6 separate regions of the Homo sapiens genome follow, and regions 1, 2, 3, 4 and 5 are each linked to region 6. Evidence: chromatin loops called from intact Hi-C (ENCODE). Cell type or tissue: endothelial cell of umbilical vein. All regions are shown on one strand.

Region 1 (5,000 bases), 160 kb before region 6:
CAGAGAAAGAGATGGTGAGAAGAGGCAGAGGAGGAATGGATGGTCAACTGGGATATGATGTACCCAGGGTAGCTGTGGTGTGCTAAAGTCTCTAGGGAACAGAGACTAGCCCCGGCCAGTGTCCATTTTTCTTCATTTTCTTAATCATCCATTGATTCATTTATCCAGCAGCCATATACAAATGCTCTCCAAGGTCCTGGGCACTGCACTAGGCACTTGGGTGGGAGGGGTGTACATAGATGGATTCAACACAAAGCTCACAAGCTGGTGGCTTCCTTCATGTATATAAGAAACAAGAACTGTGCCCAGTTAACCTCTCTGTCCCCAGCACCCACATAGAAGCTGGCACATGGTAGGTGCTCATTAATGTCTGGATGGATGGACAGATGGATGGACAGACGGCTGGATGGATGGACGGATGGATGACTGCAATGCAATGTGGAAAGTAATCCGTGAAATTGTCAACACATCATCATAGCAACAGTTAGTTAAAACCACTCTGATCCCAGTTGGCCTGAGTTAGAATTGAGACTCTTCCACTCCCTTGGGCAAGTTACTTAACCTCTCTGTGCCTCATTTTCTCATCTATACAGTGGTGACAGTAATATTACTACCTCACAGGATTGTTACGCTGAGTGCATTGACGTCATAAAATGCTTAGAACAATGCTTGGCACTTATTACAGTGTAAGTGTTAAATAAACTAAACATCCTGCTTTTGTTTTCTGTGTGCTCAACATACCCCATCCCATCCAAAATTCAGAACAACTTTCCAAGGGAGATAGACTCTCCCAGTTTTATAGAAACGTGGAAACTGAGGCTCAAAGTCACTCTGCAAGAAAGGAGCAGAGCAAGGATTTTTTCGCAGCAGGGAGCTGTCCAGCTCCAAAGCCCTCTGCTGAAACCTATCATGCTGAAAGTCCACACCAAGTGTTCCCTGGCCTCCTCTGGCTGGCTCAGATTCCACACAATGCCTGACCATGTTGGTTCAGGTGTGGTAATTGAGGTCAATGGGGAAACGGAGCCTCCTGAAATCCCAGCAGCTCCCATGCTACACCAGTTCCAAAACCCTCTGATTTTAGGGCTGGACATTGTGGCTCACACCAGTAATCCCAACTCTTTGGGAGGCCAAGGCAAGGGGATCACTTGAGGCCAGTACAAGACCAGCCTAGGCAACATAGTGAGACCCTATCTCTACAAAAATAAAAATATTAGCCAGGCATAGTCGGGCAGGCCTGTAGTCCCAGCTACTTGGAAGGCAAACTGAGGCAGAAGGATTGCCTGAGCCCAGGAGTTAGAGGCTACCGTGAGCTAAGATTGTGCCGCTGCACTCCAGCCTAGGGGACAGAGCCAGACCCTGTCACTTTAAAAAAGAAAGCAAGAAGAAAGCCCTCTGACTTTCCTCTTTACACATTTGAGGCCAGCAACAGGGCACTTTGCACTCCCCATTGACTGGTGGGGAAACCTGGCATCAGGCACTTCCTGAAGTTTCATAGCAGATCAGTGACAAGAGGCCTTGGCTCCTGACTCCTGGTCCTGTCCTTGGCTGTTCCAGCTGACTGTCCTTCCTCCCCACACAATCTGAGGGTCGGGAAGAATGGACCCTTCCAGGGAGGCATAGCCCTTGCAATACACACAGTTCTGCAGTGGAGTATGGGGCGGGGTCTCCCAGAGTATCTCCCAGCAGAACCCCATCGGTTGGAGCACCAGCTGTGCTCCTGGTCCTCTCCCTCAGTCATATCCTGCTTCCGGTCTTCAGGATCCACTTCCGGCCCTGTTGCCGAGGCCTCTACCTCGTGATCCTCCCTCTTTGTGCCCATTGGTCAGTTGTGGCTTATTTGGGAGGACAGTGGCATCTGGCATTTATCTCCTTCCCTTTAGGAAACCCACATCACCAACTCTTCGCCTCTAAAAAAAATTCTCCAAATTTGCTTCTTCCATGCAGAAGATATTTTAATTACCCCAGCTGCCATTATCTGTTCCAACCAGCTTTGAGCCATTCCCAGATAACCTCGCATTAATCAGCCCCAGCTGAGCCCCTGGTACATGTCATGTGTAGGTAAAAGCCTGGAGGTGAAAAAAGAATTATAATAAATTAATAGATAAGCAATCACAATTAATGCCACTTCCTGGCAATAACAGTGATATCATGGGGAAGATATTTTCATCTGTCATTCCTTAAGGCGATGTTTTCCAAGCTTCAGCTCCTACCCATTCAGACCCATGGGGTGCTAATGAATTAGTTTATTATGTTATGCTGAATGTTTCTAAAAGGTCCCTCGTCGATACTGAATTCAGTGTGTCAACATTTGGCATCGAGAACACAACTTTTTGCCAAGCAGCAAGGTTGCACACAGTTCACAGTGTACAGCACTTGGGGTCTTGGCCCTGGGCAGTCTGAATTAAAAAAAAAAAAAAAATGGAGCTGGACAAAAGAGCCTCTTCACCAGCTCCCCATTGTCATTGTCCTCGTATCACGGGGATGGGGGCACTCTGTGCCACAGGCCCTACAACACTTTGCAGCTAAGCCCAGGCTCAGGGGTTACAGGGAGGAAGGTCATCCCAATCACTACCACCCCAACCTGCCCCCTCCCGGGCTGTGATCAGCTGCAGCCTCTGTGTCAGTCTCAACAGACCAAATGCTGCCTCTGGAGACCAGAAGGGCTGGTTCCACCAGCACCCAAGCTCCCACCAAGGCCAGAGATGCTGCCCTTCACACTGAGTCAGGTTGGCCTCTGGTTACCTAGATGAGGGTAAATCGAGTCATGGAGGCCCTGGGCAGTCTAAAGCTTTGGCATCTTTCAAGCCTTAGATATCAGGTCAACACTGAATTGGAGAAGAGACTGAATGCCATGCAAGGAAAGGTGAGGAGGGCGCCCCCTGTAGGCAGAGCTCAGCTTCTCTTCCATGGTCGCAGCAGGTCAGCCCTGGCCCCAAACTTGCATAACACCACTGTCCAAAAGGAAATCCTTCCAGCTCCCCAGACCCTCCTGGTTGAAAGGCAGTTTGGGGAAGATCTCATCCTCCACCCCAGGCAGTTTACCAACCCTCTCCTAAACTTCCAGTCTGTAGATAACCCTGAGTTAATTAGCCCCAGCTGAGCCCCTGCTACATGTCACATGTAGATAAAAGCCTAGAGGTGAAAAAAGAACTATTATAATAAGTTAATAGATAAACAATGACAACTAATGCCACTTCCCGGCAATAACACTTATATCATGGGGAGGGTATTGGGTTGGTGCCATTAAAATAATAACAAAAACCACAATGACTTTTGCACTAACCTAGTATTTTCATCTGCCCTTCCTTGAAGCTGCCCCTGAGAGGAGGATGTGAAACACTTGTCGCTACATTCCAGGCTCTTCTCAGTGATGCTTAAGTGCCCCAGGAGCCACTCAGCTGGCTGACCCTTCTTTCCACTTTGGGTAACAGGAATATTCAGCCCATAGCTCATAGGGGAGACAGACCCAGACACAAGCAGTTGTTACCAGTGGCATGAAAGCCCAGAAGTCTCAGGATAAGAGCAGAATCGCGTCTGACGCACTCTGTTGTGCATGTGTACAGGAGCAATCAGGAGGGGCTTCCTGGAAGAGGTGATACTTGAGCTGATTCTTGGAGAATAGCTCACCCAAGAGAGGTCAAGAAGACAAGCATTCTTGCCTGGAAATAGAAGGCATACAAAGGTGCTGAACAGAGGGACGAGAAGCAGGACAAAGGGTACAGGGGCCAGCGAGACTGGGAAAATTAAGGCCTGAACTTGCATCCTGGGACAAAAAAATTGAGAGGGTAGGAAGGAAAGTGAGCCTGGAGGGGTGGAGAGCTTTGGAAAACTGTACTAAGGAATTTGTACCATATTCTGAAAAGACTACAAGGAGTCATGGAAGTATTTGAAGTGTGGAAATGACAGGCTTGGATTTATACCTTAGAAAGATCCCTCTAGTCCCTGCCCAGAGGGTGACTGCCCTGGCAGTGGGCATGAGTTGGGGGCTGGGCAGGTAGAGCCTCTCGGTAGGAGGAGATGCGTCATCATAGGGAAGAGGGAGGGCTCTGGAGCTGGGTAGCCTGGTGTTGACTCTGTCACTCCCCAGTTACAGAACCTTGAGCAAAAGGCCTAATATCTGTGTGGTTCAGTTCTTTCCTCTAAAATGGGGTGATAATAACACCATCCTAGTCGTGTGCCCATGTGAATCAATGAGTTAATACAAGTAAGGTACTTTGAACAATGCCTGCCATTCTGAGATTTGTAGGTGCTCAGTAAATGTGAGCTGACTTTGCTTGTTCTGATATTGCCAAGACGAGTAAGGTAGGAAGACACCAACCTATGTCTGCCCTGGGGGCTGTATGTACCCAGTAGCTGTCACAACCTCCTGCCAGACGAGGCAGAACATAAACATGTGTCAAACACATACATGATGTTTGATATGTCCCAGACATGTTCTAAGGGCATCTACAAACTCACTTATTTTCCTTGACAACTCTATATGGTAGGTGGCACTTTCAACCCCATTTTGCAGATGAGGCAACTGAGATGAGGAGAGAGGGTGAAACTCGAGCCCAGGTGGTCTGGCCCATGTCTGGCCACCTCAGGGAGCCGCCCTGGAGGAGCTGAGGGAGGGAGACTTCTTCTGGGATATTTATTCTCTCCCCTCTTTGCTGCCCTTCTCTGATTCGAGAGGCATCCTGATCTAAACCCAGACCCATCTGTGTGTGTTTCTCAGTCACGAGTAATCGCTTAGTGGCTTCTCAAAACACAGACTCCAGGCTCCACCACAGACTATGCATCAGCGTTATCTAGGTGTGGTTCATATTCTAGAAAAATAAAATCCCCAAAGACAGCTCTGATGCATGTCTTGTCCTGGACACCCACCGAGGACATAGAACATAGAGGGTTTGGAGTAAGACAATCAACGATGCATCAGTCAATGTTTAACAACCAGCTCTCTGAAAGGGAGAAAAAAGACAAAACACAGAAATCCTGATTTGTAATGCCTGCAAATGTCC
Region 2 (5,000 bases), 620 kb before region 6:
GTCATGTGGCTCTGCATACTCCCTGGCCCACGGGTGGGAGCCCCCAAGGGTTGTGTGTATTCAGTTGAAGAAGCATTCGTGTAAGTAAAAGTGCTCTAGAAAGAACAGAAAAAAAGCGACATAAAGGTCAGAGAGTTTTAATGTGAATGTTGGCAGTAATGGAAACACATCCGTCAGTTAGCAAGATGGATGAACGGAAGATGAAAAAGGGAAGGCAAGGGGAGAGGTAGGAATAGAAATGGGATGGGGCGCTGGTCAGGCAGTGAATGCAAATCCCAAGTGGGCTAGGCTCAACTCCTAAGCAAAGGGGGAGATTCAGAAGCCGGGGGGTTGAAACCCAGGACACTGGTCAGCAGGCACTGGGGCTCCCTAGCCTGTCTGTTATACCATTGAGGAAGCCACTGGCTTCCACTGTTATAGTGGGTCATATACTTTTACTTACTTTTTGGCTTAGGGTAGCTTTCCTGTAAGCCTTCCCTCTCCCCCTGAGAGTGTCCTTTTTAGCACCAGGGGTGGTCTCTCTATATTCCTTTCATGGCCATGGGGCTTAGTATGCAACGTCCCTCCAGCAACCTCCCAAAGTCCTCCTTGCTTGGAGACCCCTCGTGTCAATGCTCATCGGAGGGCTATGGCAATGTCCCATAATCCTTCAGGTGAGTATGCAGATTAGGCTCTGCTGTGACCTGGGCACAGGTGCAAACCTTTAGTCTCCTTTCTGCTCCTTTTGGTATCTTTTTAAAAATTACAAAGCTTCCATGCAGAAATGTGCACACGTCACAATATTACAAAATGTCTGAAAGCAAATATTTCCCAAAGAATTGTGGGAACACAAGCAAACACCTTTCTTTCGTTCTCTGTTATTTCTGGATGAAAGCAGATAATGAGTTACCCTTTTCACAATCAATGTTCAGTGAATTTTTGGCTACATTTTTCGGAGCAAATATAAACAGGGTAAGTTGAAGGCATGGATTATTGCAAAATAAAATTGGGATACATGAAGCTTAAAAGTCTTAATTTTAAAACTAGTCCTCACAATAGACCAGAACTTGATCCTCTCTAATTCTTTGCAAACAGCGTTTGCATTTTATTATCAAATGTGTCTTATATCAGCGTAGGATGAGATTTGGCTCATGTTTTTGCATAAATATAATAAAAGGAGGCTTCCCAGTGAACATAGATTTGGGAAATAGTGTTTACTTATTTCTCTCAATTCAAAAGAGTGTGAACTGGAAATTTTTTGTTTCAGTAATTTTTTCTTTTGAACACAAAGGCTGTGTATTGTTTCTTTCTACAAAGAACACAAGCCAATCTGGGGACAATTATGGTTTTGTATTTCTCTCTGGGGAGCACAGGCTCATGCTGTGAACTTGCCGATCAGCAAACCAGGCTCCATGCCACCAGATGGGATGTGAACTTGGCATGGGGATGACCAAAATCCTGGGATCCAGACTCAGGACAGGCAGCTAGCCTCCCCTGGGGCAGGCAGGGACCAGAAGAGCCCCAGAGGGTCTTGTAGAACAGAGGCGGAGGAGGAGAGGACAGAAAGGACAGGGAGACAACCAAGGTATGAGGTGGGAAGTTCTAACATTCCTCTTTGTGCTATTCCGTCCTTCCAGGAATTACAGGTAGGGGAGATGCTGGTTTTGGGTGAGCTCTGGAATTTCAAAGAGGTTACCTTGGGTCTAGAGCAGATAGGAAACTATAGAGAAGCAGTGAAGGGCCTGGAGTCAGCCAGACCTAAGCCAGACCTGAGTCCTTTCTCTGCTGCTCATGGTAGCTCTTGACCATGGGCACTTGATGTCAACTCTTTGAGCCTCCATTTCCTTGTCCTGTAGAATGGGGTAATAATAGGACTTTAGAAGATTGTTGTGAAGGTTTACTGGAGAAAAGAAAAATGTGTAAGAAACACTTTACTTGGTGCCTGGTCCATATTTGCCAGCTCTTGGTTGTTAGTTCAAGCTGAGCAGAAGCACCCACATGCAGAAGGATTTGACAGTTCTGGACCTGGGCCTCAGTCTACTTTGCATTAGAGTAAATTATGTATGTCTGTCGTGATTATAGTTAGAAGCTCCCAGAGGGTTGGAAACTCCAAGCTCAGATACCTCAAATACTAGGTAATTGTGTTTTGAGTTGCACTAAATTTAATTCCTCCTTTAAACCAGTAATTTCAGCTCCACTGGTTACCTTCCTTTCTTTCTTTTTTTTTTTTTTGAGACGAAGTCTTGCCCTGTCACCCAGGCTGAAGTGCAATGGTGCAGTCTCGGCTCACTGCAACCTCTGCCTCCTGGGTTCAAACAATTCTCCTGCCTCAGCCTCCTGAGTAGCTTGAATTACAGGCGCCTGCCACCACGCCCAGCTAATTTTTGTGTTTTTAGTAGAGACGGGGGTTTCACCATATTGGCCAGGCTGGTCTCGAACTCTTGACCTCGTGATCTGCCTGCCTCGGCTTCCCAAAGTGCTGGGACTACAGGCGTGAACCACGGCGCCGGGTCCCCTTTTCAGGGTTGTTTCTGGCAGGGGAGGGTCCAGGTTCTTGACCACTTGTCTTTTTAGTACACTCTTCCTGCAATATGCACTCATTGTCACCAGGTGGCAGTAGAGTCCCAGGCCGCTTTGGGGAGCCGGGCCATAGCAAAGATTTCCATCCTTGGGAGACATTTAAAAATGGATTTCTACTTATTAAACCAGTTCAATGAGATTAACCTACTTACCACCCTCAACTTTAAGCATGGCAAGCATCAGAGCAGCTAATGAGACAAAATACAAAGTGTTTGGTACACTCAATTATCTTTTCTGGACTAATCCCTAAAGAGCGTCTAATCCGGTGCTCCCATTCCTCAGGGAAGGCATTCTCTTCTCTCAACACTCAGGTTCACTCCACTTGGTGTCACCACTCCCTGTAGCTTCCTTTTGCTCTGGCTTTTGTTCACTCGTTCAGCCAACCTTGAGGTGCATCTTCTCCGTGTGGACCCCATGCAGGGGAGTGCTCAGCCGGGGGAGGGAAGGGGAAGGGCTATGGAAACAGAGAGGGGGGTCACAAACCCAAGTGCCTTCCATGGCCAGGGTGGTAATGGAGATGGGTGAATTGGGTCTGAGTAAGAAGAACAGGGAGTTGGGGAGGGGCAACCTGGAGACTTGGGGCCCCACCTAGAGGGTGGCAGCTGCCACTCAGTTCCACGTGATTGTTGCAAGGTGGGAATGTGGCACAACACTGCCATATCTTCCTATTCTTCAAGATAAATTAAATGTTTAGGTTTTATATCTATATCTATATCTATATCTATCTATCTATCTATATCTATCTATCTATCTATCTATATATATATATCTATATATATATATATCTATATCTATCTATATATATATATAAAACATCTCTTACTTTAAAATTGTGGGCCTGGTTTGACTCTCGTGCTGTGAGTTTGAGACTCTGAAATAGAGGCTTATGGCACAGTGTGATAGAGTGGTAAAGAAGCTGTGTCCAGAGAACTGTGGGAGCCCAGAGGAGGGAGCCCCAATTCTGTCTGGAGCATTCATTCATTATTCATTCAGTAAATATTTACTGCATTCCTATCGTGTGCAGAATGCCTGGGATTCATAGTCGAACAAGATACACAGAATCCTTACCTCCATGGCGTGCACAGCTCATTAGGGGAGGCAAATACCGAACGCTGAATGATGTTATGTATGATTTGGTTGGATATTGTATAGAATAATCTGAGGGACAAATTTACAGTGCAATGAGCGTCCGCGGGTGGGTCAGGGAGGCCTTCCCTGAGGAAGTGATGTTTGGTCTGAGATCTGAAGGATGAATAGGAGTATAACTTGTCCATTGACCAGGCCAGCCACTGGCCATTTAGTTCCAGAAATGAGCTAAATGCCCACTGGGGAGGGTATAACTCAGAAAGGGCCATGATCTGGAGAAGAGGACACTTGCTGGGAAGGTGTCCCAGACGGTCAAAGTTGGACCCTTTTCCTCCATAGAATGTGCAGGACAGAGCAGAAATCCACTGGGGAAGAGACGAGGGAGCAGAGCAGCTTCCCTGCTTCCTTCCACCCAGAGCATGTGCTGTGAGAGCAGTGGGTGCCCAGGCCAGCAAAGGAGAGGCTTTGGGAGGGTCTGGGGAGAGTGGACAGCTCCTTCAAAGACCAGAGAGAGGGTCTCAGGCTAGCATTTTGGGAAGGAAAATTGGGGCAGAGAATGGAGGTCCCCGGCTCTCAGGCCAACAAGATTCCAAATTCCATCAGAAGGATGAGCAGTGCTCACAGGGGAGCTGAAGGCTGAGGACTCTGGGGCTGAGGAGGCTCCAGGCCCACAGTTACAGCAGGAAGGCTTGGAAGTCAGGTGCACAAAGTTTGACATATAGGAGAATAAGCTCTCCTGATCTGGTTTTGTATTCTGTTTCCCTGCTGATGAACTGTGTGATCTTAAGCAACTTACTTAAACTCTCTGAGCTTCAGCATTGTCATTTGTGGGATGGACATTTTCTGTCTGCTTTGTGGATGGGGTGATTAAATGGGATTAGGAAGGTAAGGGCCTAGCACTGTGCCTGACTCGCAGTTGATGTTCAATAAATTTGTGTTCCATTCCTCTGCCTCCTGCTCCTCTTCCAAGTAGAATAATTGCTCCCAGGAAACTCCTGTCTTCTGTTGCTCTCACATCCACCAACCCCAGGGCACAGCCCCCAGGACCTCAAAGTCACAAGTCCCCACTCCTGCCTGTGTCTCCTCTCCATCCTCTGCTTCATCCGGGGCTCACCCTGGCCACTCCTTTTGCACATACCTTTTTATAAAATAGACTACACATTCAACAGCAGACACAATCATACGTTTCCAGAATATCCTCTTTGGAACAGAGAAAAATAAGTCATGCTCTCCCCAGTCCTGGATCTCTAAGAGCATGGGTGGGGAAGGAGAGTTGTGCTGAATCCTGGCTCTGACATTCCCCAGTGTGCAACCTTGGGCACCATAATATGCGGAAAGGTGAAACAGTTTACAGA
Region 3 (5,000 bases), 130 kb after region 6:
GAGGAGACGGTCCTTCTTCCCATTTGACAGATGAAGGAACTGAGCCCGAAGAGGCAGCCCTAGCAGTGAGTGGCAAAGCTTGGGTGTGACCCATACACATCTCTGCTCTCTTCCACCCAGCCCTCATCTCCCAATCTCCAGAACAATTCCTGGAAATTAGTAAACGCACAGTGCAATGCATTCTACTGGCCAGGGTTGCCAATAAACAATATGTAATTCTTTAGTATGGGTATGTCTTAACTATTGCATGGAACACACTTATAAACTTGTTGTTTGGCATTCAAATTTAACTAGGCATCCTGGATTTTTATTGGCTAAATCTAGAATTCTACGATAACCACTCTTCCACTCACCCACTCCTAAGCCTCCTGGAGAGACGTTAGGATAGGAGTTTCGGGGCCAGGCGCAGTGGCTCACACCTGTATTCCCAGCACTTTGGGAGGCCAAAGCAGGCAGATCATCTGAGGTCAGGAGTTCAAGACCGGCCTGACCAACATGGAGAAACCCTGTCTCTACTTAAAATACAAAATTAGCCGGGCGTGGTGGCGCCTGCCTGTCATCCCAGCTACTCGGGAGGCTGAGGCAGAAGAATCGCTTGAACCCAGGAGGCAGAAGTTGCAGTGAGCCGAGATCGTGCCATTGCGCTCCAGCCTGGGCAACAAGAGCAAAACTTCGTCTCAAAAAAAAAAAAAAAAAAGGAAATGTGTGTCAGCCCTCTGCCCCCACCCACCAGAGAAAGAGCAGACAGCCCTATGGAAAGGACAGGGGAGGAGCGAGGCCTTGACTTCGGGCAGTGCTGGGTCTGATCTCTTGCCCCTTGGTGTGTGACCTTGGCCAAGTCACTCACCCCCTTTGAGTCTTCATTTCTCCATAGGGGGGTTGTGAGCATTAAATAAGATAATCCACACAAAATGTTGTATCTTGTGTAAGTGTTCAATGGAAGGGAGCCATTATTATTATTGTTATTATTATTATTATTTACCAGATGGTGAAATTAAGGCTTAGAGAGGGAAAATGAGTTGGTGAAGGTCACCGGGAGTTGGTAGCAGACCAGACACCCGCACTCAGGCCTCCTCTGTCACTGCAGCACTGCAGCACTGAGGCACTGCACCGTGCAGCTGCTTCAGTGTTTTGTGGCCAAGACACCAGAGGCTAGCTGGGCAGTCAAGGCTCAGTGACCTATCCCAAATATCCTCCTTCTATAAACAGCTGCCTGCCGCAGCACCTGAGGCCATGGCAGGTGGCTCAGGGCCCCACAGTCTACACTCACCCACTGTTTCCTCCCCAGAGCACCTGCAGACCAAAGATGGTCTTCAGTCCCCTCTCCCTTGTGATCTGGGGGTGCTGTAAGTTCCCACCCTATATCAAATCTATCCCTAGCCTCCCAGGGAAGTTGAGAGCTGCCCTGGAATGACAGCAGTGAGGAGGAGCACTGCCATCTAGCCCGCACCAGCAGGCCAGGCCCTGGAAAAAACAAAGGATGCCTGCAAGCTTCTCAGCCCCTGAACTCCCATCTCACCTTCAGATTACTACCAGATGCAGCCGCCAGGAGAGCCTGGGATTTCTCCCAGGCCTCTCCCCAGGTTGGAAAGGAATTGAGAGGAAAGACTAGAGTGCCCTCCCACAGCGGGCCCTGCCTGGGATTCCACAGGGACCTGGCCAAGAACTCTGCCCCCTCCAACTCCCCTCCTCCCTCCCCGACCCCAGCACCCCATCTGTAACCCTAACGAGTTGCTGACAGTTCCCATCTGTTCCTCTCCGGCTTCCTGGGGAAAGGGAGAGAGAGGAGGGGATGCTGAGAAGGGTAGAACAGAGCAGAAAGTGGTTTCCTCACACTGGGGCTGCTGGGCATCCTAGCCGCATGGTTGTCCACTGCCCTGCTGCCAAAGAAACCCTCATGCCCACACCCCTGGAGGTCCCACTCCTTAGGGTGTGAGGGTCTTTAAGAGAAGAGGTTCCAGCCACAGTGTCCTGCCCAGCTGCTGACTTCCAGATTCAACAGCTGGAAATCCAGCTCTCAGAAGGACCATCTCAGGAAGAGAAAGGACCAGCCTGACTCCCCAGTCCAGGAATTCCCAAGGTGCCTTCTTCCCTCACCCCACCCCCACCCACGTTCTGCTCTCAGACCATGGGACAAGGTGGGGGCTTAAGGACAGGAGCTGCAGTCTTAGCCCACAGGCCCAGCCCACCCCCATCAGCTCCTATCTGGCTCCCGCTCGCCAATGCTGCCATCTAGAGGTCATCCGGGGCACCTCAGGAACCGATGCGCTGCCCAGGAGCCCTCTAGGATCCCCACCCCCAAGGCCCACCATGGAAGGCTGGACCAAGGATGGAGTGCCCAAACACCTTGCCTGGAGGCGCTGGGAGCGTCACCTCACCCACCCCCTACTTCCAGGAAGCTGTATGGCCATGAGCTGTTCCCTGGCTCCTTGCTCATGGAGTGACCCTCTTCACGGAAGCTCAGGGCCTGTTAGAAAGGAAAATGAAGTCGCTATAAGAAGGGAAAATGAACGGGAAAGCTCAGGGCCTGTAAGAAGGGGAAACGAAGTGATGTGCCACCACGTCTCACACTCACTGAAGCTGCCATGTGGATAATAGTGCCCCATTTAAAAGTCGAGGACACAGGCACAGGTAGGTAGAGGGAACCGTTCATTTAGAGTGATAAACTTCCTGGCTTGGTTTTCTGGAGGGGATCACTTCAGTCCTCAAAGGTTCGCTAATTCGTTTGCCAGTCCTGTGCTGGGGGAGGACCTACTGTGTGTTGGGGTCTGTGCCAGGTCCTGGGAAACTCAGGGACATATCAGACGCTGCCCAAGGCACACTCACCAAGGGGCTGGGGGGCATGGGCAGGACTCCTGGCTACACCAGGAAGTCCCTGAGAGGCAAACCATGAGGTCCCTGTGAGAAGTCACCAGCCGTGACAGCAATGCCAACAGAACCATCCTCAGCCAGGGAAGGCCATTTGGCAGCCCATGCTTCTTAGACGGGGCCCTGTCCTGAGCACTGCTTCAGAGACTTACCCATAAGGGACTAGGAGAGGCCACCATCCACCAGTCACCACAGCCAAGCAGCCCTCTCCCCCAGAGGAACCAACCTCTCTCAGAGCCAGCTATGACAACCCCCAGTCCCCTAGACAAGCTAGAGAACCCACAGGGCTAACACATAGCAGGTGCTCAGCCTATGTTAGAAGAATGAAGAAATTAGATAATTAAGGGGTTATTCACACGGGAGCTTCCCAGCCATATAAAATCAGATCTACCACTCCTTCCACCCCTGGCTGTCCTTGTCCCAGTGGCCAGCAAGTCCTTAGAGTAGAGGAAACCCAGGAGACTAGCATTCTCGTTCCATTGCTGCATCTCACCTGCTGCGTGACCCATGGCAAGCCTCCCCTCTCCGGGCCTCAGTCTCCCCATGTGTATAAGGGGGAGTTGGACTAGACAGGTGGTGTCTAAGGCCTTGGTATAGGGGAGGGTAACCTAACCCTACCCAGCCACCCTAACTCTCTTACCCTTTCCACCCCTCCTCCTCCAGAATCAAAGGTGAGGCCATAAGCTGGTACCACATGGAGACCTAGAGGAATTGCTGCCCAACACACCTGTGTGTCCCCCCAACATACACAAAGTATGCATATGTACATACAAACATGCACACATGTGCATGAAGCCACATACATGCACGCATGCATTACAGGCACCCGTGTATACACATACCAGTGTCTGCACATCACACACTCAAACACATGCCCTGTGCTCAGTGCTGCAGAGCCTCAGAAACAAGCTTAGGGACACACTGAAGTTATGAAATTGATTTCTCTGGGAACAGTTGGAATTAGTTTTAATTATCTTTATCTTTCTTCCAATTGTGCTCTCAGCCTTCCCCTCGCTGTGTAATCCATTGCTATTGACTTCCCCGTAGGCGCTGGGGATGGGGGAAGCTGGGTGGGGTATGCAATGTGTTCATTTTTGGTACAAATAAACAACAGCAACAATCACCTCCCACCCATGTCTTCCTCTGCACCAGAGGAATCAGCCTCTCCCAGAGAGCCAGCAGGACTTCCTGCTCCCACAAACACACTCACAACATCCAAACCTTATTCTTCAAGGAAGCCCCTTCCAGGAAGCCCTCCCTGGTTGGGATGAGAGAGGGCTTAGACATGCGATCTGTTCATATCTCTACATCTCACAAGTTTGGGCTTTCAAAGTGGTCCCCTGAGGAGGCTGAGCTTCATTCAGGAGGCTCAGATTCCCTGCTGAAAAGCCCTTTCTATCTCATCCTCCAGGATCCCCTCCCTGAGCTCCCACCAGGCCCTAGCATATGGGATGTCCCCTGTACAGCATCTAGTATAGTGGGGGCAGGACCTGGGTCTGATTCATCTCTGAGATCAGGCACATAGTAGGTGATCAATAAATATTTGTTGAATGAATGAATGAGTCAATGGAAAATTCCTTTTTGAAACCTGCCTTTAGAGTCTAACACATCTACTCATTCATTCAACCAATACTGAGCACCAATGCTGTTCCAGGCACTGTGCCAGGCACCAAAGATACAGAAATGAATAGGAGCTGGTCTGATCCTTGTGCAGCACCCCACTTAGGAGACAGGACAGGGGGGTGGGGTCCTCAAGCAGAGATGGGGTGAAAAGTGTATCTGAGTGAGAGAAACAAAGGCAGAAGCTTTTATTTTTAAGAAATCTTAATGAAGGCAGATCAGTTTTGAGGAGCTGGTTGCCTCTAGAACTAGGGGGACTGACTGGTAGGATGCTCTGTCCTCCAGGGGCTCCCACGCTGTGCCCAGGCCTGGGCCAATTCCACACCAGGCACGTGGGAGGCTCTGCTGCCCTGGGTGTGTGTGCAGGGCGATATCGGCCCCTCCTCCAAGGGGTGCTCCCCTTGGAGCCGTGAAGGGGAGGAGGCCATCCCTCACCAGCAAGGTGCCAGTGCTAAGTGCCCTGCAGCACTAATATTTTATGATTAAAAACCATTAAGGTTTAGACCATGAAA
Region 4 (5,000 bases), 730 kb before region 6:
ACTGGGCAACAGAGTAAGACTCCATCTTAAAAAAAAAAAAAGTGTTAGAGGCAGGGGCTTGTGCAGAGGGTCTTGGGGCATTTCAGACCTACCATCCTGTCCCTGTATTGCATTCCCTGCCTGTTGGGTGCCCTCCTATGCCTGCCACCACCCCTGGATCCTCCAGGTCTCCCGAAGCTCAGCTGCCTCCTTGTCCAATTTCATTTTCTCACCAGACAAATGAGGGGCTGGATCCGCCTTTCCATTCACACAGGCAGTTGTCAGCTGCAGTGGCATCTGTTCTTGTTGGAAAAATTAAGAAGGAAGTGAAAGAAGCCACAGCCCTAGAGCGGATGGCTAGGGAATCTGGGTCTGGCCTCTCCTGCGAAGACCTTTCCTGTCTCCCGTAGGAGGTGCCTGGGAGGCAGCTCAGGGCCGCAATGGACATGGGTTCTCCACCAACATTCTCTTCCCTTGAGAGGGAAGTGTGGGCCACAGGCAGTGGCTCACATCTGTAATTCCAGCACTTTGAGAGGCCACGGCGGGTGATCGGGTGGATCATTTGATCCTAGGAGTGGGACCAGCCTGGGCGACATGGCAAAACCCCGTCTCTACAAGAAAATTAGCCGGGCGTGGTGGCACGCACCTGTAGACCCAGCTACTCAGGAAGCTGAGGTGGAGGATCTATTGAGGCCTGGGAGGTGGAGGCTGCAGTGAGCCACTGTGCCACTGCACTCCAGCCTGGGCAACAGAGCGAGACCTTGTCTCAAAAAGAAGACAACGACAACAAACAAACAAACAAACAAACAAAAAACCGGAAAATGTGGTTAACATGGTTAACAGTATGGCCTCTGGAGCCAACTCCTGGGCAGGATCCCAGCTCTAGACTGACAGCTGTATGTTTGCTTGGGCAAGTTATCTAACCTCTCCGTACCTTAGGTTTCCCATCTAGCTCATAATAATGTTGTGAGGGTTAAATGAATTGATATATGTAAAACATGTGGAATCGAATACACATCTGGTACCTAGTAAGCATGTGCTTTAGTAGTGTCATAGCTGTTATTTTTTCTCTTCCTTGCCCTAGGGATTGCTTCTCTGAGGGAGGCACTCAGCCTACTGGTGTGGTGCACCCAGAGACAGAAGAGCTTTCTATGGACTGGGCAGGTTGGAGAAGGCTTCATTAATTCTACAGACCTTTATCGATCCCAGGTCCCTGAACCTCCCCCGCCCCACCGGGAACCCCAAGTCTAGAGCGGAGGGAGGCAGACACATAAACAGAGAATCAGTATAAGAGGCAAGTATGTAATGTTCAGGGGAAAAGAGGAGGTAGTGGCTAATGGATATGAAGGCTGGTGGAGGGAGGAGGTCAGAGAAGGCTTCCTGGAGGAGGTGGCATAAGTAGAAAGTAGAACTGCGAATGACAGTTTGCCAGGCAGTCCCAGGGTGGAAGGCCTTCCGGGAGACTAAGAAGAGATGTGCTCTGGGCAGCAGGAGCCCGGCTGTGAGGAGCCTGGGCTTTATCCTAAGGGCAGGAGGGAGCACCAAGGGCTGTGGAGTAGCAAGGACATAGGCAGCTGGAGGAAGGTGGCTTGGGCAGCTGTTGGAAGATGGCTGGGCATGGGAGGACTTGTCAGTTCCCTTCCTTATTCATCTCTGCAGCCCCAGCTGCCAGGACTGGTCAGTCCAGCACAGCATTGCTGGCTACCACTGAGTAGATGAACAAAGGAAAATACCTGTGATCATCTAGGCCTGAGACAGCTGGGACCAGAGAGGTAGCTGGGGTTTTGTAGGAGGGTGCAGAGCTGACGGTTTGTGGACTCTTGCAGAAGGTGTGGGGACTTCTCTTGAGGGTCATGTGCTTCTGGCTCCCCTAACAGCTCAGCCTGGGGTTGCCCTGTGTGGGAGAGGCAGGTCATGCCAGCAGCTGGGCCTGACTGGCTCTGTCCAGCAGGGGGCAGCCGCAGTGCGCAGATGGGCGTGCCCGGCGCCTTTTCTAAGTGCCACCAGCACTTAGAAAAGGGTCTTCGTGGTGGGTGGGTCGGACCCAGTGTGGCAAGGGCTTCCTTGGCGAGCTGAAGGGCAGAGAGGGGGCACCTTCACACCCTCAGGATCTTGTTGATTGGGGCAGTCCTGCGGAGACCAGGGATGCCCGCAAGACCCTGGGAAGCCTAAGTAATTTTCAACCCTGGGAGCACATTAGAGTAGCCTGGGGAGTGTTAAAAACCCACCCAGGCCTGGTGCCCTCCCCAGATCCATGAATCAGAGTCTGAGGGTGGGGCTCAGGCACCAGTCATTAAAAAAAAAAAAAAAAAAAAAAATCTCCCCTGGCCAGGTGCGGTGTCTCACGCCCGTAATCCTAGCACTTTGGGAGGCCGAGGCGGGTGGATTACCTGAGGTCAGGAGTTCAAGACCAGCCTGGCCAACATGGTGAAACCCTGTCTCTACTAAAAATACAAAAAATTAGCCGGGTGCAGTGGCGTATGCCTCTAATCCCAGCTACTTGGGAGGCTGAGGCAGGAGAATCGCTTGAAATCGGGAGGTGGAGGTTGTGGTGAGCCGAGATCACGCCATTGCATTCCAGCCTGGGCAACAAGAGTGAGACTCTGTCTCAAAAACAAAAAAACCCAAAAACAAACAAACAAACAAAAAACTCCCCTGGCAATTCTCTTTTGTTTGTTTCTTTTTTTTCTTTTATTTTTTTAATTGAGACGGGGTCTCACTCTGTCACCCAGGCTGGAATGCAGTGGCACGATCCCTTGGCAATTCCAGTACGCACTGAATTGCCCAGTGGCAGGGGTTTGAGAGGAGTGAGCCAACAAATGTCAGGACCTTCTTTTCCCTCCTGTGGGGTAGGTCTGGGTCATTTAGATCTCATGCCCACTATAGTCACAGCAGGGGGTCCGACGGCCCTTGGCCCTTGGCCTCAAGGCTGAGAGAAGGTGGGGAGCAGGGTCGCCTGCAAGGAGACACCTGCTCCCACCTGCCAAGGATGAGGCATTCAGAGTGGCTGTGGGGTGTGCTCGGGAGTGTGTCTCAGCACCGCTGCGCGTGCGGGGGCACATCCCTGTGTGCAGGTGCTGGGTACCTACGTGCATGCAAGTGTGTCTGTCCGGCATGTGAAGGGGCTTTTGGGGCTGGTTCTGTCTGCCTGGCATGCTGGCTTTTGCCTCTGTGCTTTGTGTATGTGTTGGGACACGAGTGTTGCTCTGCGCCAGCAGCTGTGAGCTGTCTCTGTCTGCAGGTTGTCTCTGCATACACGTTGCCTCTGTGTCTTTTGTGTGTCATGGTGTGTGGCTATCTCAGGGCTGGCCTGTGCACATCTGTGTTCTTGGGTCTTTTAGAGCCAACGACGAATATGAAGCTCTGCTGTTTGAAGGTGTTTTTTCTCTTTCTTTCTCTCCTTCCAGCCTGATCAGTATGCTGCTCCCGTGCAGCCTCCCCAAAGACCACACACAGGCGAGTTCTGTGTGGACAGAGTCAAGTGTGGGCTTAGAAAGATCCACCACAGCCCCTCTAGGAGTAATACCTCCAGTCAGCCTCCCTCTAGGTGTGCAGCCGGTCTTGCTGGCCAGAGCCTCCTTGCGGCCGATGCAGCCAGCAACAGGCACCGTCGGCCCACCGAGCGTGCCAGGCCCACCGCCCCTCCCTGCCCACCATGTTGGAAAGGCCATAGGAGGGATCTCAGCTAAGCAGGGCCAGATGGAGACAGAAGGACCTCCCAAGCAGGCCAGTTTGGTGCCACTTTATGTCAATATTCTCTAAATATTTGTACAACATTTATTTAGTGGAGAAGGTAAAATGATATTCTGTTAGTTAAAAAAAACCCCAGTATATCTGCTTATAATAAAAAATGGAATTTATTGCATGCACCAAGCATCACATACATGTTAACTTAGCCTTTGATATCGGAGTTTTCCCATCATTTATAATTGGATGTACATTGTGATTCACTAAGGATGGAGGTAACTGTTACATAGCTGTGGATACGTAGTTTGTTCCCAGAGACATAACTCTTTTTTTGAGACGGAGTCTCGCACTGTTGCCCAGGCGCAGTCTCGGCTCACTGCAATCTCTGCCTCCTGGGTTCAAGTGATTCTCCTGCCTCAGCCTCCCGAGTAGCTGGGATTACAGGTGCCTACCACTAGGCCCAGTTAATTTTTGTATTTTTAGTAGAGACGGGGTTTCACCATATTGGCCAGGCTGGTCTTGAACTCCTGACCTCAGGTCATCTGCCCACCTTGGCATCCCAGTGCTGGGATTACAGGCATGAGCCAACGCGCCTGGCCCCAGAGACAGAAGTCTTTATCAGGCATTGTTTGGTTTGAAAATTTCAGCCAGCTCTGCAGGCCATGTTTACCCTAAACCAGTACTGCCTTTTTGTGAGTCAGACAAAGGTGCCTCATTCAGGCAGCTCCAGCCCCGTGGACATGGATATGCAGGTTTGGGAGTGGAGGTTGGCTGGGACCTCCCTCAGCCCTGTGTGTGGTGTGTAAGGGGCACCTGCCTGTGTGTGTGTGGTGGGCAGGCCAGCTTAGATGTGGGAGGGTGGGTGGTGTGTACTGGTTTGTGTGTTTTCATGGTGTGTCTGATGTTTGAGTACAAGGAACGTATATTGTTTTGGGTGGTGTGGGTCTGGATGGGGTGTGAGTTGCATGGAGTGTGTGATGTCTGGGTGTTTCCGGGGTAGTGAAGAATGGGTTTTGTGTGAGTGGTGATCATTTTTGGGGACATGGAGGTCAGTATGATATGAGTATCCAGCTGGTGGGATGTCAAGTGCATGCAAGGCAGGTGCCACGTGTGTGATTGTGGCATGTGCCTTCTATTGGGTCAGGTGAATTGGGTGTGCCTGTATGTGTGAGGGTGTGTGGTGTGTAATGCATGCCTGTGTGCGTGACTATGAATGGGATTCCCTGGGACAGGTTCAAGGTCTCAGCCCTCCAGTCTAGCACTTGCAAGCCTTGGCCAGGCCTCCCCAGGGCTCCTCCCAGCCTTTGGGCTGCCGCTGAGGTGGGGTGGGCTCT
Region 5 (5,000 bases), 470 kb before region 6:
CTGCCACTCTGATGCCACCTGCCCCATGGCTGAAGTGATCTTACTTTTTTTTTTTTTTTATCCCAAAATTGTCCCACCAGCTCTCTCTCTTACTCCAGGTGAGACTGCCTGATACGGTGCAAAGAACTTGCCAAAACCACATAAGTGAAGAAGAAATACTACTCACCCACTGTGTGACTTTGGGCTGGCGGTTACCTCTCTGGGCTTCTTTCCTATATCTGTTGAGTGGAGACTGTAGAAGTACCCACCTTAGAGTTCATCTGTAAGCCTTAAATGAGGCCATGCCCATCATGGCAGCCCGCAGGTGGAAGTCATTCTCTCACTGCTACACCAGGGCCCAGCCCTGTGATGCATAACAGCCCCCTCCTCTTCTCCTGGGCTCCCACTGCCGGGAGTTCCTCCCCCTTTCTCTCCACACTTCCACATCTTAAGTGCCAAATTTGAGGTCCCCTAGGAAGTTTCCTCCTGTCTCCCCAATTCTCACTAATTAACATCTCCATGGTACCCTGGCCATTTCCTGGAAAGGAAAGAAGGGATTTTGGCACTGGACAGGCCTGAATTCCTAGCTTGACTCTGCCTCTGCCTCTTGGTGATTTTAGAAGAGTCACTGGATCACTTAAAGCCTCAGTTTCCTTATTTGTAGAATAGAACCAGAATTAAATAAGATGATGCAAGAAAAGCATTTAGCACAATGGACTCAAATCAATGTTAAAGCACTTCAGCACAGATCCCACAACTTGGCTGCAAATTGTGGGATCTGTGTCCACCTGAAGTTTATTTAGACCAGAGGCCAGCAAACTTCTTCTGTAGAGAGCCAGAGAGTAAACATTTCAGGCTGTGCAGGCTAGAAGGTCTCTGTTGTAGCTATTCAGCTCTGCCATTGTGCAAAATCAGCCATAGACAATACACAAATGGGAGAGGCTATGTTCCAATAAAATCTCATTTACTAAAACAGGTGATGGGCTTGTTTTTATCCTTCAGCCATAGTTTTCCAACCCCTAATCTAGACCAATCTTCTCACTTAACAAAAAGAGGAGAAAGAATCTCAGAGCTAGCAGGCTACCTACCTCAGGCGCTTGAGCCACCTACTGAAGGGGGGCAGGCAGGAAGGAAGCCCAATTCTGAGGACTCTGTGCTGAATTCTTCTCTTCTTGTTCCAAGTGGGTTAACGTTCTTTCCTTCATTGATTTGTCAGTTGCACACATGCTAGTTACTCATTAAATATTAATTTGATTGGTTTAATATCCCAATACATCTTTGATCCCATCTTGGAAGCTTCTGGATTTGTTCTTTGGAAAGAGCTCTGAAATAAGAGGCAAAGAAGGGATCATGAGCTGGCCCAAAGTCCCTGGTGAGTCAGGAGTTCCCAGTTCCCAATCCTGGAGGATATTGTCAGCATGACAAGGACAGTCTTACAGCACCAGCCACTAGTGTGGCCATGCTCTGCAGCCATGAAATTCTTCCTTTGGTTTCTCCAATAAAAGAATCCTCTAAAAAGAATCTCATCTATTAATGTGATTATTAATCTGGAAAAAAAAGCCCACTTCTCAATAAAATGAATCTATGACAAGACAGATGTAATAAACCTGGTTAGGATTTATGATGTGCCCGGGCAGCGTTTTGCAAAAGATAACGTTCCCCTGTAATGTGGATTTGCCGGATGAGAACCATGTAATTTATTCTGTCAATGTACATAAGAAATGTTATCTGTGTGGGGAATGACTGATGGCCTCATGAAAGCTGGCAGGGAAACAAATAAAACAATTTGGGCCTTGAAAATATAATCACCTAATGATCACATCCCCCTGTTGGTGACGTGGAGTGCAGGGCTGGAAGCTGCTGCTGTTGTGAATTTGTCGCCCAGACAAGGAGCCATTTACCCTTGAGCCTGGCACCAGAGGGCAGCAGGGAGCCCCAAGAGTCTCTTATGAAGGTGCAAGTTCCTCCCTCTGGGCCTTTGCTCAGGCTGTTCCCTCCTCCTGGATGTTCTTCCAGTCCTGGCTCATGGGTCTCTCCTCCACGGCAAGTTCCGTGTCTGCAGCTTTCCAAGCCCAAACTATGGCGACAGCAGGGTTTTTGCCTCCTGAGGACGCTTGCAGCCACTCTCTGGTTCCTTTTTATGCCACTTGGCACTTGTTCCCATGGATTCAGTGATTGATGTAATTTTCTTTTTGAGACTAGACCTCATCTTGTTTCAGCATCTTCTGTAGGAAGGATCATTTCATGCGTGCACCTGAGTGTTCTCTGAGTGAATTAATGCTCAGAGGCGTAGCTACTATCTGTTGAACATGTTAAGTGTGGCATGCACTGTGCTAGATGCTTCACAACATGCTCATGTGAATGGAACCACCCCAAAAGGCACCACTGTTGTTTGCTTTTACGTAGTGGGAACTGAGTCTCCCACTTGAACTGCCGTCCAAGGTTATACACACGGCAAGTGGAGGAGCCAGGATCTTGCCATTGTGATTCCATATTGCACGAGCCCTCTGTGCCAGTCACCCTCCCATGCTGACTGCCCCCTCCTGAGACCCTTCTTCCCTTGGTTTCCATACAGCAACCTCTCCTGTTTTCCCTCTCACTTCTCTTACCACCCCTTCTCATTCTTTCCAAAACCTTCTTTCTTAAATGTTGGTGTCCATCAGCTCTGTGCTCAGCCTTTCTTCCTCTCTCAGCAGCACTTCTTATTCCCTGCTTTAGCTTTCACATGGAGGTTTTGACTCCCAGCTCTCTCCCTGTGTCCCAAGTCCCTCCAGGAACATTCCCAAGGCACTTCAGAACTGAGTTCACCATTGCTGCGCCCACCCATAGCTGCTCCCACCCCTAGCTGCTCCCCACATCCACTCCTCCTTCTGTGATCCTATTCTCAGAGGCTGGCACCTCTCCCATCCACCCACCTAAATGACCTGACAGCCACCTTGATTAGCTCTCCTACCCTGCCCTCAAGGGCAGACATGTCACCAATAGCCTCTTGTTAGCCACTTCTGGAGCATTTCATCTGCCACCTACAACTGTGCCCACTCTAGTCCAGGCCACTCTTATCCACCAGATCTTTGAGCCTCAGCAGAGACATCACCTCCCTAAGGAAGCTTTCTGTAAACTTTCCAGACGAGCTTTAGCACTCTCCAGCCTCCTCCCATTGGACCTTAGGGTGCTTGTCATTCTCCAAGGTAATGATGTGCCTTTAGACCTTTCCCCTCTAGACTGTGAGCTTTCTGAGGGCAGGGGGCCAGGTCTGATGGACTTAGGAACCCTGTGTGCCACATAAGGCTGGGCCTGGTACACAGGAGATGCTCAGAGACTCTCTGCTAAGTGAGTGAGTCAGGGAGTGACACAGGCTGGGGGAAGCCTAGCCAGAGCCCTGCCCCAGAGTGTGCTGGAGAGATAAGAAAGACCTCAGGCAGATGCACCTCTGGTCACTGAGCATGGCCCAGAATCCTTGGGAAGGGCAGAAAGCCAAGATAGCCAGAGGGAATACCTTGGACATGCCCTGGGGCACTGGTTGAAGAGTCCATGGGCAGGGTCATCAAAGGGTATGGAAAGTACACAAGAGGGAGTATGTCTGAGCCAAGGCCAGCATGGAGGCCAGAACACAAGGACATGAGGCTGGCTCTGGCCTTGACAACATGAGGAGAGGCCAGAGTACAGGCTGGAGACCAGGCAAAGCCTCTCATCAGGACAAGGCCAGGGCTGGGAAGTGACAGGGCTACCAGAGACAGGGCAGGGGAGCCTATATGTCAAACACACGCAGGCCCAAGTTCCTGTAGAGAATCTTATCTCTGGGAGTGCAGCATGAGGCTTAGACACACAGCTTAAGGTAAGCCACCACGGCTGGGACATTGAACCTTGAGTCTGAGGAAAGTGATTGTATCATTCAATGCCTGGCAAGAAACAGAATACCCACCAGGTGATTCAAATGAAGAAAGGTAGATGGAGGGACTGCTTATAGAGGTGTAGGCAGAATAACAGGAATCAACAAATGATCACCCCGAGAGTCACAGCAGCAGAGAGCTGCTACTCCTCTGAGGATCAAAAAGAAAAAGGGCCCAGTAAGAGCTGGAGCCAGGGAGGAGGTCTGGGGAGAGCTGTTAGCCACAGAGGGGTATAGCTACTGCCAGAAACATGGTGCCAAAGCAAGAAGGGGGCAGAGAATAAATGACCCAACCTCTCCTTCTGCCCTGCTGATGACTCCCATTGGCTGAACCCAGCAGTGAGGTTAAATTCCCGGGTCATGGAGCAGATTAGAAAAGGAAACAGAGTTGGTCTGGGGGGAAGTGAGGATCAACCAGTACGGTGACTCATTGTTAAGTCTCCCAGCTGATATGCTAAGGCTGAATCTGGAATCTCACTGCAGAATTGACCTGTCTGCTAGTTGGTCTGCAGGCAGGGCCATGAGGGAATCTAGCTTTGGGATTTGGGGAGGCAGAGGCAGAAAGAAGGTGAGCAGCCCTGCATGAAAATGGAGGCCTCCCTAGTTGGTCTTCTGTTCTTATCATGTGCGAACCTTGAGCCAGGTTTAAACACGAGGTCTAGACTGTGCTAAGGCTGAGACCATGACTGTAGGACTTAGTTTCCCTAAAGGTAGAGTGACAACATTAGATCAAAGCAACAATTCTCAAATGGTGTTCCAAGGAGCTCTAGAGCTTGGTGGAGATGCCTCAGGGGTTAGTAAGTATATGGAGGAGGAGGCTAAGAGAGTTGCTGCGGGGAGCCCTAATAAATGCTAATCAGGCCAGCTAGTTAATGAAAAAAGCCTTTCTTGCATTTGGCTTCGAGAGAGCAGCTCAAATGAGTTGGACTTGGAGCATTTCAGCCTGGATGTGGGTACTGCCAGAGAAGGAGGGATGGTAACTGCCAATGCTTTTGGCAGTCCTAGAGTCTGGTCCGTGGTCCAAGAGGCAAAATATTGGGAGGCAGTTAGGGTGGGTCCCAGGCATGTCCTGAGAGATGCTATGGACCAAACTGGGGAGCCAGAGGGAGAGAGAAGATAAAATCCAAGCATC
Region 6 (5,000 bases):
CGTGCTCACTTTCCCTCATCAAAGGATGCCAAGTCTGCTGCCCCCTCCCCAGTGGGTGCATCTCTCCTCGTGCCTCAACCTCAGCACCGGCAAGTGGAGACCCCTGCCATCTCCTGGGAAGAAGTTTGCTTGGAGAAGCCCTTCCAGCTTCCATGGTCTGGCTTACCTGGCACAGGATGGGACCTGTGCCAGGGTGTATTTGAGTGATATTAAGGAAGAGGAATCCAGGAGACTTGATGATTAACTGGATTTAGGGCAGACGGGGAGTGGAGCTTGAGGGCAATGCTCAGATTTCTGACTTGAATGATTTGGGGGAGATGCCTTTCACAGAGAGGGCAGACCCCAGAGAAGGGGCAGTTTGGGGGAATGGAGGAAGAGTGGACAGGTTGAGAGGTAGGGAGTGTGAGCTGCCTGCGGGCTTTCTAATGGGGATGTTCCAGATGCAGATGTAGATTGGAGCTCAGGAGATAGACCTGGGTGTGCAGAAGGTGCCCAAAGGCAGGATGCAATCATCCGCAGGAAAAGTCAATACACACCCATTTGCTCCAAGGGCATTCAGCAATGGGGAATTCTCAGTGTGGCAGCCCCAGGGACTCACTTTACAGAGCTCCCCTGCGCACCCTGCAGTGTGCTGCAAGGCCTGGACCCGGGTGCCGCCTGCTGGATGACCTCCATCCCCAGATGTCTATGCTTGTGTCCCAGCAGCTGCCTTCTTTTTTTTCCTGTTCCAGCTGCCTCTGTTCCACCCTCCAGAGAACAAAGAGTGGCCTGGTTTGGGCACCAGGAAACCTGAGTCCCAGTCCTAACTCTGCTGACTGACTTTGGGATTTCTAAACAAGTCTTTGTCTCTCTCTCTCTCTCTCTCTCAGTCTCCTCAACAGTAAAATGGAACCAAAGGCTGGTAGGGTCAAACAAGGTGGTGCATTTGAATGCTTTACACATGTAAGGAATCTGGGTAAAAGCTGCCCGAAGTTCTGGCCAGGTCCCTCAGTCCTGTCTCCCCACGCCTCCCCAACCACCAGACTCGTAGCAGATCCTGCACCCAGATGTGTGTGGCACCACTCTCCCCATCCTTTGTTGCCTCCTCCTCTGGGGGCTCCAGGACACTACTCGGATCTCCTAAAATCTCCACAGATCCCCCCCCCCGACCCCGTCATCTTTGACTCACCAGATAACCCGGCAGGTCAGAAGACACCACTAATAATGTTCAGGTGGTGACATTTATTGCAATGCTAAGCAGCCCCTGCTTAGCTTTCAGGGCTATCAGGAAATGTCAGGCACACAGTGAATCGCTCTATACAATGCATCTTGCAGAACATTTGCAACAATCTCTTATTTGCTGATCCTAATTGAGGCCTCGCTGAGGTGCTCAGACCCCTCCTCTCCTCTCCTGCCCTTCAGCTCAGGCACTCTCTCATGATGACCCCTTCCTTGAATCCACTTTCACCAAGGCAACCGGCAGAGAGGTGAATTTAAGATGGAGAGGCACAGCCAGACGCGGTGGCTCATGCCTGTAATCCCAGCATTTTGGGAGGCCGAGACGGGCAGATCACCTGAGGTCAGGAGAAACGCCTGGCCAACATGGTGAAATCCTGTCTCCACTAAAAATCCAAAAATTAGCCGGGCGTGGAGGCGCGCGCCTGTCATCCCAGCTACTCAGGAGGCTGAGGCAGGAGAATCGCTTGAACCCGGGAGGCAGAAGTTGCAGTGAGCCGAGATGGCACCACTGCACTCCAGCCTGGGTGACAGAGAGAGACTCCGTCTCAAAAAACAAACAAACAAAAAAAGATGGAGAGACACGCTGCGGTCCTCCTAGGACACTGTCCCTTCATTTCAGGAAGAGTAGGGGTGGGTGAAGTTGCCACCCTGATTTCTGAAAGTCAGTTCACAAATCAGAGACATAGGCTGGTGCCGTTGTGCCGAAGGGAAGGTGTTGGACACCGCCGCAGGCTGTGTTGATGTGAATGGCGCCCATCTATTCCTCCACAGAGAGAGCCCTTCACCTGGAGAGTGCTCCGGATGCAGCCCTGGCTGCCAGTCAGAGGACGCCACCCCCAGCCACAGGGGAGAGCATGACTGCACTACGCTGAGACTATGGAAGGTCCTCCCCTGAGGTTTGTCCCATCAGAACTGAGGGAAAACAACAGATCACAGAACATCTGAGCCAAAAGTTGCTGGTGGCAGTGGTTCCGGTCCCTGGAAGGAACAAATCTGCAGGCGGAAAGGATAAATCCAACACGGAGAGAGGAGGGAGATGGTCCTGATAGCATTGGAGTTCCTGGTTGCAACTGTCCCTGAAACCCGGGCTCCGTGAGCCATAGTCTTCTTTTTGCCTTGTCTGGTTCAAATTGAGTCTGTCACTTGGAACCACCATGTTGTCACACTGTTACCGACATGTTCTCTCCACTGGCCTTCTGGAAGCAGTTCCCACGTCTTTGCTGTCTAATCCAGGCCAGTCCAGAAAGTGTGGCCTGGAGATCTGGGGCAGAGCAGACCCAGTGGCCACGCGTTCCACCCAGGGCCTCTCACTGCAGCTGCAGCACCACCCGCCCTCTTTGCCAGCACCTCGTGATTCCTGCTCTGCTGCCCTCTGCTGCCCCCAACTGGCCACAGGCATCGCTGCGCTCAACTCCTCCCGCCCCTCATGGGTTGGGGCCTTTTATCACAGGGACTCGAATCAGGAAGCAGAAGAAGCCGCAGGTCCGAAGAGTAGCAGCCTCTCCCAACTCCAGTCCCAGGTAAAAAAATGTATCTCCGGAAATGGGAACTCGAGAAAATCTTTACTATTACATGTGGGTTAAAAACACTCTTGTCTTCCCTAGGGGTGCGAATACTCATAATGTACAATGGGAGTTGCTGCTGCAGATATTTTCTTCCAAGTGTGGACTCTAGGCAGGGTTCCCAGGAGGCTGGAGCAGTGGGAGAGAAAGACGGAGACCGGAGGAGAGAGCCTGGAGAGTTTAATAGAGAAACTAAGTCAATAAAACAAGAGGAACTATGGGGACAGCATAGTAATTCGGGATGTAAAAGAGCCGACGAAGAAGTAGGATTGAGCCCCAAAGAGCAGCGCAGCCTCTCTGGGCTCATATTTTCCATAAATACTATGCGAGGAAAGAACCATTTATGTGTTTATAGTTTCCAGGATACTTTAGCACATAATAGTGCATTTGATTTCACACCACCTGAGACAGTTGGGATGTGTGTTCCCTCCAAATCTCATGTGGAAATGTGACTCCCAATGCTGGAGGTGGGGGCCTAGTGGGAGATGTTTGAGTCACGGGGGTAGATTCCTCATGAGTGGCCTGGCGCCCTCCCACACTAACGAGTGAGTTCTCACTCTGTTAGTTATCGCGAGATCTGATTGTTAAGAAGAGCCTGGCACCTCCTCCTCTTTCTCTTGCACCCTCCCTGGCCAGCCAACGCACTTGCTCCGCCTTCACCTTCTGCCATGAGTAAAAGCTTCCTGAGGCCTCACCAGAAGATGATGCGGGCGCCATGATTGTACAGAGTGCAGAACCATGAGCCAAACAAACCTCTTTGCTCTATAAATTATCCCGTCTTGGGTATTCCTTTATAGTGACACAAAACGGACAAACGCACCTTCCAATATGGTAATACTGTTGTATTGACACTTTTTTTTTCTCTCACAAGGAAATAGATATTATGAGAGATTTAGTGGCTTGGCTGAGGCGTATTTTTTACAAACAGCGGAGCCTAAACTCAAGCCCAAGTCCAACTCCAAGTCAGGGGCTCTCTGCCTCCACGTGGGTGAGGCTGTATTGTACGTTGATCTAGCCATGCAGGCTACAGTCACACCACCTGAATGTGCCTGATCTCATCTGATCTAACCATACAAAGTGAAAGCACGGGCTTCTCCAGCGTCAGGGAACCAGGGTGCAAAATTTGGCCCTCCTATTTGCAAGCTGTGTGCCTTTGGACAAATTACTTAACTACTCTGAGTCTCCCACATGGGTGTGTCTCATGGGGTTGTTTTAAAAAGCAAACATTAGTATATGTGCATCACCTGAGCCAGGGCATGACACATAATAGGTACAATTATGATGGTCACAAGACTTACCACGTGCATATTTCCCAATGCAATTCTCCCATAATGTTTAGTCTGATTTTGTGTTTTCCTAGTAAATTCAAATTCAGCCCCATTTCATTATTTCAACTGTAGAAGAGAAGACCCCATGGACACCTCATCACCAAAGCAAGTTAGTTGCTTTAATCCTTATTCTACGAATGGGAAACTGAAGCTCAGAGAAGGTAAGTCAATTCTTCGAGGTCACGCAGATAATACATGGTAGAACCAGGATATGAACCCAGGTTTTTCTGACTTTGAAGCCCCCACTCTTTCCAAATCCCTGTGGTCTGTGGCAATGGGAAGCATTACGGAGGAAAGTAAGGAAACAGGGACCAGTTTGGATGCTGTTGCAGTGGTCCAGATGAGAGATGACAGTGGCATGATAGCAAAGATGGCCAGAAAGGGGTAGATTGAGGCTATGTTTAGGAATACAGCTTGCAGGCCTGACTGATGGATTAACCTGCTGAAGGGTTTTTGGCTTGAGCGACTAAGTGAGTAATGATGCCGTTTTCTGAAATGGAAAGACCAGAGAAGAAACACATTTCAGGGAGGGGATAATCAAAGATCCTGCTTTGGTCTTGTTAAGTTCAGGTGCCTATTAGTCACCCAAGTAGAGCTTTTGGATCGATAGCTGGGTAAATGCATCTGGATCTCAGTGGCGAGGGCAAGACAGGCGATATCCACAGAGAGATGACAGGTAAAGCCAGTGGATTCCATGATATCACTTGAGAGGGAATGAATACAGAAAAAAGGTCAGGGACTGAGCCCCTGGGCCCTCCAACATTTGGAGATCCAAGGTCGGGGGGGTACCAGTGAGCTGGAATGTGGTATCCTAGAGGCCCAGAGGAGTCAATATGTCAGGAAGGAAAGAGTGGACAGCTCTGTTCAATGTCCATTAGAGGCTCTGTGAGGG

What was found. A loop is a pair of places that touch in the nucleus more often than their neighbours do. Peaks named below come from ENCODE experiments on the same cell type or tissue, not always from the same donor. Only the 100,000 strongest peaks of a DNase experiment are listed, where the experiment ranks them.
Region 1: it touches region 6 in a loop (2.0-fold over the local background); 2 of 110 quality-filtered maps call a loop at or near these places.
Region 2: a loop joins it to region 6, with 16 times the contacts of the local background. A loop is called at or near these places in 14 of 110 quality-filtered maps.
Region 3: a loop joins it to region 6, with 3 times the contacts of the local background. A loop is called at or near these places in 3 of 110 quality-filtered maps.
Region 4: it touches region 6 in a loop (19-fold over the local background); 75 of 110 quality-filtered maps call a loop at or near these places.
Region 5: it touches region 6 in a loop (15-fold over the local background); 7 of 110 quality-filtered maps call a loop at or near these places.

Annotation. Positions count from the first base shown.
Region 1 is chr1:36,862,261-36,867,260 of GRCh38, reverse strand. The region is part of intron 5 of GRIK3 (glutamate ionotropic receptor kainate type subunit 3); the gene reads left to right. Among named protein-coding and RNA genes, the nearest start is that of GRIK3, 170 kb to the left of the region's middle. In endothelial cell of umbilical vein, a CTCF peak has its summit at 2,862 (motif pointing left); no DNase peak of the experiment used is centred here.
Region 2 is chr1:37,321,554-37,326,553 of GRCh38, reverse strand. No RefSeq gene overlaps it. Among named protein-coding and RNA genes, the nearest start is that of LITATS1, 150 kb to the left of the region's middle. In endothelial cell of umbilical vein, a CTCF peak has its summit at 2,585 (motif pointing right); no DNase peak of the experiment used is centred here.
Region 3 is chr1:36,573,482-36,578,481 of GRCh38, reverse strand. No RefSeq gene overlaps it. Among named protein-coding and RNA genes, the nearest start is that of CSF3R, 93 kb to the right of the region's middle. In endothelial cell of umbilical vein, a CTCF peak has its summit at 2,237 (motif pointing left); a DNase peak (open chromatin) is centred at 2,221.
Region 4 is chr1:37,431,403-37,436,402 of GRCh38, reverse strand. No RefSeq gene overlaps it. Among named protein-coding and RNA genes, the nearest start is that of LITATS1, 41 kb to the left of the region's middle. In endothelial cell of umbilical vein, a CTCF peak has its summit at 1,903 (motif pointing right); a DNase peak (open chromatin) is centred at 1,942.
Region 5 is chr1:37,174,351-37,179,350 of GRCh38, reverse strand. No RefSeq gene overlaps it. Among named protein-coding and RNA genes, the nearest start is that of MIR4255, 15 kb to the right of the region's middle. In endothelial cell of umbilical vein, a CTCF peak has its summit at 1,895 (motif pointing right); a DNase peak (open chromatin) is centred at 4,250.
Region 6 is chr1:36,701,485-36,706,484 of GRCh38, reverse strand. It overlaps LOC107984941 (a long non-coding RNA gene), which reads left to right and starts at 4,164. Exons shown (of 3, transcript XR_001737977.2): 1 at 4,164-4,269. RefSeq lists an enhancer at 2,587-2,676. In endothelial cell of umbilical vein, a CTCF peak has its summit at 2,612 (motif pointing left); a DNase peak (open chromatin) is centred at 2,574.